Linked DNA regions of Homo sapiens: region 2 is linked to region 1. A link is an interaction called in ENCODE POLR2A ChIA-PET data of the cell type or tissue named here. Cell type or tissue: OCI-LY7. All regions are shown on one strand.

Evidence for each region. ChIA-PET counts read pairs that join two places held together with the same protein. Peaks named below come from ENCODE experiments on the same cell type or tissue, not always from the same donor. Only the 100,000 strongest peaks of a DNase experiment are listed, where the experiment ranks them.
Region 2: POLR2A ChIA-PET joins it to region 1 with 6 read pairs; 3 of 35 experiments call an interaction of 5 or more read pairs at or near these places.

The regions. Positions count from the first base shown.
Region 1 is chr18:9,238,358-9,243,357 of GRCh38, forward strand. All of the region lies in intron 8 of ANKRD12 (ankyrin repeat domain 12), which reads left to right. Among named protein-coding and RNA genes, the nearest start is that of TWSG1-DT, 94 kb to the right of the region's middle. In OCI-LY7, no CTCF peak of the experiment used is centred here; a DNase peak (open chromatin) is centred at 4,814; H3K4me3 peaks cover 467 bases; H3K27ac peaks cover 1,358 bases.
Region 2 is chr18:9,188,068-9,193,067 of GRCh38, forward strand. The region is part of intron 2 of ANKRD12 (ankyrin repeat domain 12); the gene reads left to right. Among named protein-coding and RNA genes, the nearest start is that of ANKRD12, 54 kb to the left of the region's middle. In OCI-LY7, no CTCF peak of the experiment used is centred here; no DNase peak of the experiment used is centred here.

The DNA of each region.
Region 1 (5,000 bases):
ATACATCTATCTCAGACATTTCTCTTAAGCTTCAAACTTACATATTTGGCTGTTCTCTGAATATTTCCACCTGGATTTCCTCAGCAAAATCTCAAAAATCAGCATACCCCCACCATTACACTCCTCTTCGTGTTCTATCTTAATTAGTGTAACATCATTCATCTGCACATATAAGTCATACACTCGAGAGTCATCTAAACTCCTCTTCTTCCTTTTCCTTCTTTCAATTATTCAACAGCTGTTTTTGAGCACTCATTATAGGTTAGGCATTGCTTAGGTACTGAGGATACAGCTGATTAAGAAAATGGAGAAAACATAAAACATAATTGACTCCTGTCAATTTCAGCTTTCAAAATTTTTGTAAGTCCATCTTCCAGCTAAACTGAGAGTCCTTTGAACGTTTTTGTCCAGTCTAAACTGGAATAAAGATCATAATAGCTGAAATTGCATTAACTTCGGTGAGAAAGAGAGTAATATTTTAAGGCTGGGTGCAGTGGCTCACGCCTGTAATCCCAGCACTTTGGGAGGCCGAGACGGGTGAATCACCTGAGTCCAGGAGTTCAAGACCATCCCAGGCAACATGGTGAAACCCCATCTTTACAGAAAATACAAAAATTAGCAGGGCATGGTGGCACGCACCAGGAGTCCCAGCTATTCGGGATGGGGCTGAGGTAGGAGGTTCACTTGAGCCTGGGAGGTCGAGGCTGCCATGAGCTGTGTTTGCACCACTGTACTCCAACCTGGACAACAGAGTGAGACCCTGTCTCAAAGGAAAGAAAATAAGATTTTAAAGGTAAAAATTGTTTATATGATATGTTAACTGTTATGCTATTCTAAATATTACATATTTGGCTGCCCTCTGGATATTAAGAAATCTCAAAAATCGCTACTAATTCTTTTAATTGCTGTCGCTTCTGAAAATTGTAGCTATGAAAAGCAGCTTTGTTATAAACTTGCTTTTAGAAAGAAGTGCTGCAACAAATTTTCCCACGGAAGAAGGGAGGTATTTTATTTCAACTTACATGTTTAATTAGTGCAGAACACACCTTCTAGAACCTTTTTGATTTTCACTGATCTTGATTGTTTCATGTGTTCATCAGCTATGTATTGATTTTTCAGAATATTTATTTTCCACATGGTGAATGTGCCTGAATTATTGCTTGGTCAAAGTCCCTCAAGGAATGATACAAAAATCATCAGTAAGTATCATATAAAGATTTTGGAGTTGCTGAAAAAGACTGATGAAAATACCCAAAATTTATTACTTAATTTACATGAGGTCCTTGTTAGATTTAACTGTACCAAACTTCATCCAATCTAAATTCAGAACATACTAATATATAATCATGTAACTGCCCATAGATGTTTGTATATATGAAGCCAGATAGCATTATCTAATAATATAGCACATCATCTATGTGACAGATACACTTTAAGTGTTGAAAGTTAAAGAATAACCAAGATTATTAATTTCAGAACTTAATAAATTTGGAGTAACTAAGAGGGTATCATGTACGTAGCATTCTAAATGTGGTTTATTCATTAGTCATTGTGCTTTATGCCAGTGCTACTCAGAGTAGCCTTTCCATTAACTGTTTGTTACCAGCCCTCAAGATAAGGAGCTTGTGCCAGAATGTCTGTCAGTACATTGCTTCCTTAATCAGAAAGGAAAAAATATTATGGAAAAAAATGTCCACTAAAATAAGTAGTGTGCTTTGTGATGTAATTGATTTCCATGTTTGGTACCAGCTCTTTATTTTATGATGGTTTAGTAATAAACAATTTGCAGGTTTGCCTGTCTTTATGGACCACACTTTGAGTAGCAGTTTTATGTCATGTGTATCAGACATTTATGATATTGTTGCAGGAATACATGTCCTGATTAATACAGCTTATTTGTGTATAAATGTTTGGCACTTTTAAATTTGCATAATTCTTTAGTCTTTTTTCCCCTAACTTCTGCCTTTTTCCATTAGTCTAAGTCCATGTTACCTTCCTCTATAGAAATTCTGTCCAGCAATAGTGTTTGCTTCAAATGATTGCTTCTTGCTACGGTGCGAGAACTCAGTCATATTCAGAAAACCAGATCTTGCTCATAAACCATAATCGTGGAAATGGAGAAGTGGGTAACTTGTCACATAACACCCCTCCCGCATACTTACTGACACTCATTAATTGCCAAAGTAGAGGTTTTGTTAACAACTTTGCCAGACACTGGTTTTATTACTTAGAATGTCTAATGAGCAAAGTTTAAAATGCCAGTCATTGTCAAAAGAGCTATTCACCATTTTCTACCTTACCTTGTCAGTAAACTGGCTTTATTAAGTGGCTCCTATAAATGCTCCTCACTTGCATACTTCAACTTAATCAAGAAAAATGCTCCATTAATAAATAGGCAAGCTACTTCTAGAGCTCACTGAAGACAGATTAGGAGACTTGAAATTACAGTAGTATGTTGTTACCCACTGGTTTACTGAGTGCGTTTCTGTGTCATAAAATAAACAAAATGACCAGGACTTTGAAGCCTACTTTTCTCAGTGTTATAACAGTAAATTGTACTATTATAAATATATTGTCATAATTTGTACAACTTATTTCCTCAGTTTTATATTTCAGGAACTATGAAAATACAACTGTTGGTACTTACTTACAATGGAGTTCTAATAGTTAATAAGAGATCCAAAAAAAATTATTTAAGTCAAAATGTACCAGAATTTTTTATCAAATGGATTATGTGATGTTAACAGTTCACCATAAGTAGGGAGAAGCATTAGCTTAGGAAGTTTTAAAGTAAATTTTTTTAACCTAGAAGCATAAAGACTACAAGAAGAGGTTACATCGGGTGTTTTTAGTATGTCCAAATATATATATCAACAAATTTGATGATCGGGAATCTAGACTTGATAGAGCATTTTATAGAGTAGTTTGCATATGAGTATACCTATAATAAAAGATTTTTCATTTAACATGTAGTTAAAATGTAAATAGTATTTTATTTTTGTCCTTTTTAAATGACGTCTTAGTAGCTTCCAGTGTATTTATTAGATAATAGTTCAAGTCTCGTACAAAAAAATTGCAATCCATTAGTAAACCAAGAACCTTGTTTTATTTAAGCAGGACTATTAGCTACCTCCTTGATTAAGCCTATTTCTGAGGTTGTTGAATAGCAGCAAGCATCAAGTTTGGTGTTCAGCACCTTTGTCACATATCCCTGTGATGTGAGTGCTTAGAAAAATTAAATAGGCACTTAGGTATCTGTTATGTGCAGAGGGCTGAGCATACAGCATGGTAGGCAATGAGGTATTCTTTAATGAACACTTCAAGTGTTTTGCATGCTTTAGTTTTCCTCCTCTGCTTTCTAACGTATGTGGTGTGCTTTACACACAGATTTCTGAATCTTAGTTTTTTAAACTTTTTAAATGTATATATCACCAACTTGCTTCTACCTCTGTCTTAAGCAAACAGAACACATACAGATGTAAATTAATTATATCAGCCTAGCTCCAAAGCCCAAGAGTTTTAAATTCCAGGTAGTTTTTTTTTTTTTTCAAAAGAAAAATACATGTCAATGTTACCTAGAGGAAAAAAGGAAAGAAATTGCGAATACCTAAATTAACATACACTGTAAGAAATCACTTTTAGCAGTGTCTATAAGTCAAAATATCTTTGACTTGCACATATGTATATATATACACACACACACACATATCAGAAAAATAAATGGCAAATTCTGCTTGCAGCTGCAGTGTTTTCTGGATGGCTGCAAATTAATGTAAGTCTTTAAACTTTAGGGTACACAAGACTATTAAGTATCTTTCTTTGAAGTTCATATAAATGTAGACAAATTTCAAATGTATTTGCCCAAAAAATGTAGTTATTTATTGCAAATACCAAAGCTAATAGGTTTTTTGTTTAAAATATTAACTTGATGTGTTTTCCTTAGAAACTGAATTTCTACCAGTGCCTAGCAACTTAAAGTGAGTCTGTCACATAATTATAGTAGTGAGATGTTGCTGAATATTTAAGACTAAAACTCTCCATAAAGGGTACATTTGGGCAGAACACCAAAAAATGACCTTTGGCTTAAAAATATTATATATGCATACAAAAAAAAATGAGTTCAGCTTTAGCTATCTCATCCTGTCTGCAGAAAAATGTTTTATCTAGCCATGGGTTAAAAGGACCTCCATGTAATGTATATATTTATGATGGAATAGCCGAGACTGGGTAATTTTGTCAGTTTCCTTTAGCGACATCAAAATTTTTGTAGTGATACAAGTCTTATTTTCAGAGGAAAAATTCTTGATTGATTATAGAATCAAATTCTGTTTTACTGATAATTTAGTAGAAAGACGTATGATTGAGGGGAGTACAGAGTGATGTGGTACTTGATTTTATTTTGTATGTAGATTTTGCTTTTAGACTTAAGATATTTTCAGCTATTGATTATATTCTCTTCCTTCCCATCTCACACTTAAAGTCTTAACTGTAATCTCTTACCAATATGTAATACTATAGTAATACAATGAAAATAAGTTCTTATCTGGCATACTTACCTCTGAACAGATGTGTATGACTTCTTTTGTAAAGTAGAATTAAAATTCATAACCTTTGCTTTAGAAAATTGAAATTTAGAAATGGAAATTTAGAAGAGACTCTGTAAAATTACCTCATATTTTATTTTCCTGTTTCTAAACTACCTTGCTCAATCAGTTTGGGGATGTGAAAGCTGTAAAGACTTGTTTCCCAAAGTGCAGGTGCATTTTTCTGTTACTTGTTTAGGCAACATAAATAACAGTTACATGTACATAATTCTTGAATACATTAGTTTTAGTTAGTGGGCTGTTTGTGTAACAAAGGAGCCACTCAATAGGAGACATAGAGTCCTGCTGCAGATGTGAAATGTTCCTCCCAATGATGCCCCAGAGAATCTCTGAAATTCAGAGTCAGCTGGTTCAGGGAACCAGCCTCAGCTGAGATCACTACTAACAAGCCTCTCA
Region 2 (5,000 bases), 50 kb before region 1:
AGCTAATTAGCTTCATGGATGCTGGCAGAAGACACAATTCCTAGGTCAGTGATGAAGGAATATTTGCTATTCAGCAATAGCAGTAGCCAGAGTATCATTGTTTGTGCCTGTTCCCTGAGCCTCGCTTCTCACAAGGGGGATGCAGTGATGGGCAGATGACAACTGCATATGCAGTGGGTTGTATTACAGGGTAGGAACCCCAAATCTTTTATGATGGGCAGTAAGTCTGCCTGAACTTTTCCCTAGAAGGAGACATTATTACACTGGACAGCAAACAGGTATGTCCTTAGCTTTAGAGGGAGACACTACCTCTGTCTTTCGAGGCTGTTTATCATACAAATACCCATGAAAAGATAGTCCAGGACAAAGGAAATTAGTGTGTCTGCTCGCAACATGTGCAAAAATGCAAGAGAGACATGGAGAATTATGTCCCAACACAGCTGTAATGGCACCACCTACAGATAGCTATTAACATTTTGGTTTACAGGCATACCTCATTTTATTGCACTTCACTTTATTGTGCTTTGCAGATAATTGTGCTTTTTACAAATTGAAGGTTAGTGGCAACCCTGTGTTGAGCAAGTTCATTGGCAACATTTTTCCAACAGCATGTACTCACTTGTCTCTATGTCACATCTTGATAATTTTCATATTTCCAACTTTTTCATTATCATGATGATGATTAGTGATCTTTGTTACTGTTGTAGTTGTTTTGTGGGCACCACACTGTATGCAGAAAAGATGGCAAGCTTAATGTTGTATGTGTTCTACTGCTCCACTTACTGGCTTCTCTCCCAACTCCGCCCCTCCTTGGGCCTTCCTATTTCCTAAAACAACAATTTTGAAATTGTTGTGTTTCAGTGGTCTCTAAGTATTCAAGTGAAGAGTGGAATGTCTCTCATTTTAAGTCAAAAGCTCTAAATGATTAAGCTTAGTGAGGAAGGTATGTCAAAGGCTGAGAGAGGTCAAAAGCTAGGCCTCTTGTGCCAGTTAACCAAGAGAGGAATGCCAAGGAAAAGTTCTTGAAGAACACTAAAAGTGCTGTTAAAGTGAACACACCATAAGAAAGCAAAACAGTCTTATTGCTGATATGGAGGAAGTTTGGAGTGGTCTGGATAGAAGATCAAACCAGCTACAACATCCCCTTAAACCAAAGTTCAATCCAGATCAAGGCCCTCTCCTCAATTCTGTGAAGGCTGAGAGAGGTTTGGAAGCTGCAGAAGAAAAGTCTGAAGCTAGCATAAGTTGGTTCATGAGGTTTAAGGAAAGAAGCTGTCTCCATAACATAAAAGTGCAAGGTGAAGCACCAAGTGCTAATGTGGAAGCTACAGCAAGTTATCCAGAAGATCTAGCTATGATCTTTGATGAAGATGGCTACACTAAACTACAGATTTCAGTATAGATGAAATAGCCTTCTATTGGAAAAAGATACCATGTAGGACTTTGAAAGCTAGAGAGGAGAAGTCAATCCCTGGCTTCAAAGCTTCAGAGGACAGGCTCACTGTCTTGTTAGGGACAAATGCAGCTGACAACTATTAAGTTAAAGCCAGTGCTCTTTTTCCATTGCAAAAACGCCAAGACCCATAAGAATTACGTGAAATTTACTCTGCCTGTACCTTATCAATGGAAAAACAGTGCCTAATGACAGCACATCTGTTCACAGCATGGTTTCCTGAATAGATTAAGCCTACTGTTGAGACTTACTAAGAAAAAAGGATTATTTTCAAAATATTACTGCTCATTGACAACATGTCAGTGAGCTGTCACCCAAGAGCTCTGACAGAGACATACAAAGAGAATAATGTTGTTTTCATGGCTGCTGACATGCAGTCCATTCTGCAGCCCATAGGTCAAGGAATAATTTTAACTTTTTAAACAAGTCTTATTAAAGAAGTATGCTTTGTAAGGCTGTAGCTGCCATAGAGAGTGATTCCTCTGATGGATTTGGGCAAAAAAATTGAAAACCATCTTGAAAGGATTCACCATTTTAGATGCCATTAAAAACATTTGTGATTCATGAGAGGAAGTCAAAATACCAATATTAACCAGAGTTTGGAAAAGTTGATTCTAACACTCATGGATGACTGAGAGGGTCAAGACTTTAGTGGAGGAACTAACTGTAGATGGGATTGGAAAACGCAAGAGAATGAGAATCAAGTGGAGCCTGAAGATGTGACTGAATTGCTGAAATCTCATGATCAAACTTGAAACCTACTTTTAAAACAACCTTATAAGCAAAACACTTGGTTTGAAGCTCCATTTCATTGGCAGAAGAGAAAAATAGCTCATCTTTCTTATGGATGAGCAAATAAAGTATTTCTTGAGATGGAATCTACTCTTGGTGAAGATGCTAGAAACATTGTTGAAATGACAGCAAATAATTTAGTATATTACATAAACTTCGTTGATAAAACAGCAGCAGAGTTAAATAAGATTGACTCCAATTTGAAAAGAAGTTCTGTGGGTAAGTGCTATCAACAGCATTGCATGCTCCAGAGAGATCTCTTGTGAGAGAAAGTCAATTCACATGGCAAACTTCATTGTTGTCTTAAGAAATTGTAATAGCCACCCCAACCATCAAAAATTGTCCTGATCAGCAAACAGCCATCAACCTAAGGCAAGACCCTCCACCAGCAAAGAGATTACAACTCACCGATGGCCCATGCAATCTTTAGCATATTTTAGTATATTTAGTACTTTAAAATTAAAGTAGGTATATATGTATTTTAGACATGATAGTATTGCACACTTACTAGACTACATCATAGTGTAAACATGATTTTTGTACTGGGAAACCAAAAAATTTGTGTGACTTGTTTTGTCATTATAATTGCTTTATCGTGGTGGTCTGGAACTGAATCTGCCATATCTCCAAGGTATGCCTTGATATTGTTCCCGAGTTTTCTGTTTATATATTTGCACGTGTGTATATATATTCTTGTTTTCTGGATACTTCTTTTACCATTTTTTCTATCTTACTGAGATGACAAAGGCTATCAATACATTGTTTAATAGCAGAATTAATAGAAGATCATTCTTACCATTGATGCTTTCATTATTACGTGTGATGGCTGTTGCCAGTTATTGGGAAAATAATGTTAAATGAAAAAGACTCTAGAAATATTTTAAGATAATAAACCTAACAGAGTTATGGGCCTAGGATGTGCTAATGAGCCTCTCGTGAATTTGATAGAGTATTTCTACTCTTTGGTAATACAGAAATTTCAAGTCTATCAAAAACATTTCTTTTGAAAGAAAAGAAACCCTTTGTTCAAATACGCCTTGAAGGACAGTTTTATAGATGACATAACAAGTAGTTAGCAGTTATGATAGTTACACATCACCGTATTGCACAGGAGAACATATTCCATATACTCTTTTGCTGTTTTCTTTCAACTTAATATCACATAGGTTTTTTTTTTAACTCATTTTGTGGCACAGACCTGTATCTTATGTAGCTGCAAGGGAGAAGGGATTTTTAAATGATTCTTAAATCTTTTATTCGTAACAATGATTCATTTTCTGAGGCAAGTTACTGGAGTTTTGTTGGTTAACCTGTGTATTAGCTGTGCCTTTTTGTTTTCTGTATTTCTGTTGCTTTGACTTCTGAGGCCTTGCTGAGCATTGAGAGACTGTATCTTCCAGGGCTAGCCAGTTCCTAGAGATAATAAACTCACTGTGAGCAAATCTTTCACTCTCAGACCGACCTATCTAGACCCCACATCCAAACCCCCAACTTTGTTGGGCTCTCACACTCTGGGCCACTGGCCATCTGTCCTAATCACCCCAGAACCAGGCACCAATTAGAGAAACAGCTCCCATACCCCAGAACCCACTGAAATTATTCAAGGTAGCCAATCCCAAGCCTGCTTACCCTGCTTCACACTTTTTTTCCTGTAGAAACTACAGTAAAGGCTCTTGCTCACATTTCACCTTTCTTCTTTTACCTCTTGACCAACCACCCTGGTACTTCCCTGTGTGGTCTGGAGTGGCATGATGTGGCATGGCATGCTCCCCACCCCTTGGAACTGTGAGTAACAATCTTTTCCATAGCAGTAATATCCTGATTTGTTGGTCTCACCATATAATAAAACCTACATTTTAAGTAACCTTATAAGCAAAACACCTTGTTTTTGAAGCTCCATTGGCAGAAGTGAAAAAATAGCTCGAGGATGTTAGTTGAAAGCTTGGAAATTGATCAAGAATGAATGTAGATGTTATTCTTGTCACTTTGTTCTTGCCATCATAGGGTTTTCTTTAATCTTTTGATACAATGAATTAAGAGGTTTTCTATCAGTGAACTGTCCTTGCATTCTCTAGATGAGCCCTGCTTGATTATAATATATTCTAAGAATTGAATTTGGCTTGATAGTCTGTTTAGGACTTTTGCATTTAAGTTCATAAGTGGATTTTTGTCTATAATTTTGTATCTTGTGCTGTTTTTTGGTATCAATTTCATTTTAGACTTCTAAAATGAATTGGGTAACTTCTAATCTTTCTGTGCTCTGGTATTTATAAGACATGGGAAATACCTGCTTCTTGAATTTTTGTTTTTTTGGTTAAAACTCTATTGTAAAATCTTGTGGAGTAGGTGCCTTTTTAAACATACATTTCACTATGGATTTATCTTTTTTTTTCCTCCTTTTTTTTTAGAGACAGGGTCTTGCTCTGCTCTGTCACCCAGCCTGGAATGCAGTGGCATGATTATAGGTCACTGCAGCCTTCTGCCTCAGCCTCCCGAGTAGCTGGGACTACAGGTGTGTGCCATTGCGCCCAGCTAGTTTTTAAAAATTTTTTATGGCGATGAGGTCTCACCACGTTGCCCAGGATGGTTTCAAACTCCTGTCCTCAAGTGATCCATCCGCCTCAGCCTCCCAGAGCATTGGGATTACAGATTTTAGCCACTGCACCCAGCCTGATTTACTGTTTTCTGTGGTAATTGGTCTGTTCTGGTTTTCCCTTCCTGTCATCCTGTCATGAGCTAGTTTTTAGTAATCCAT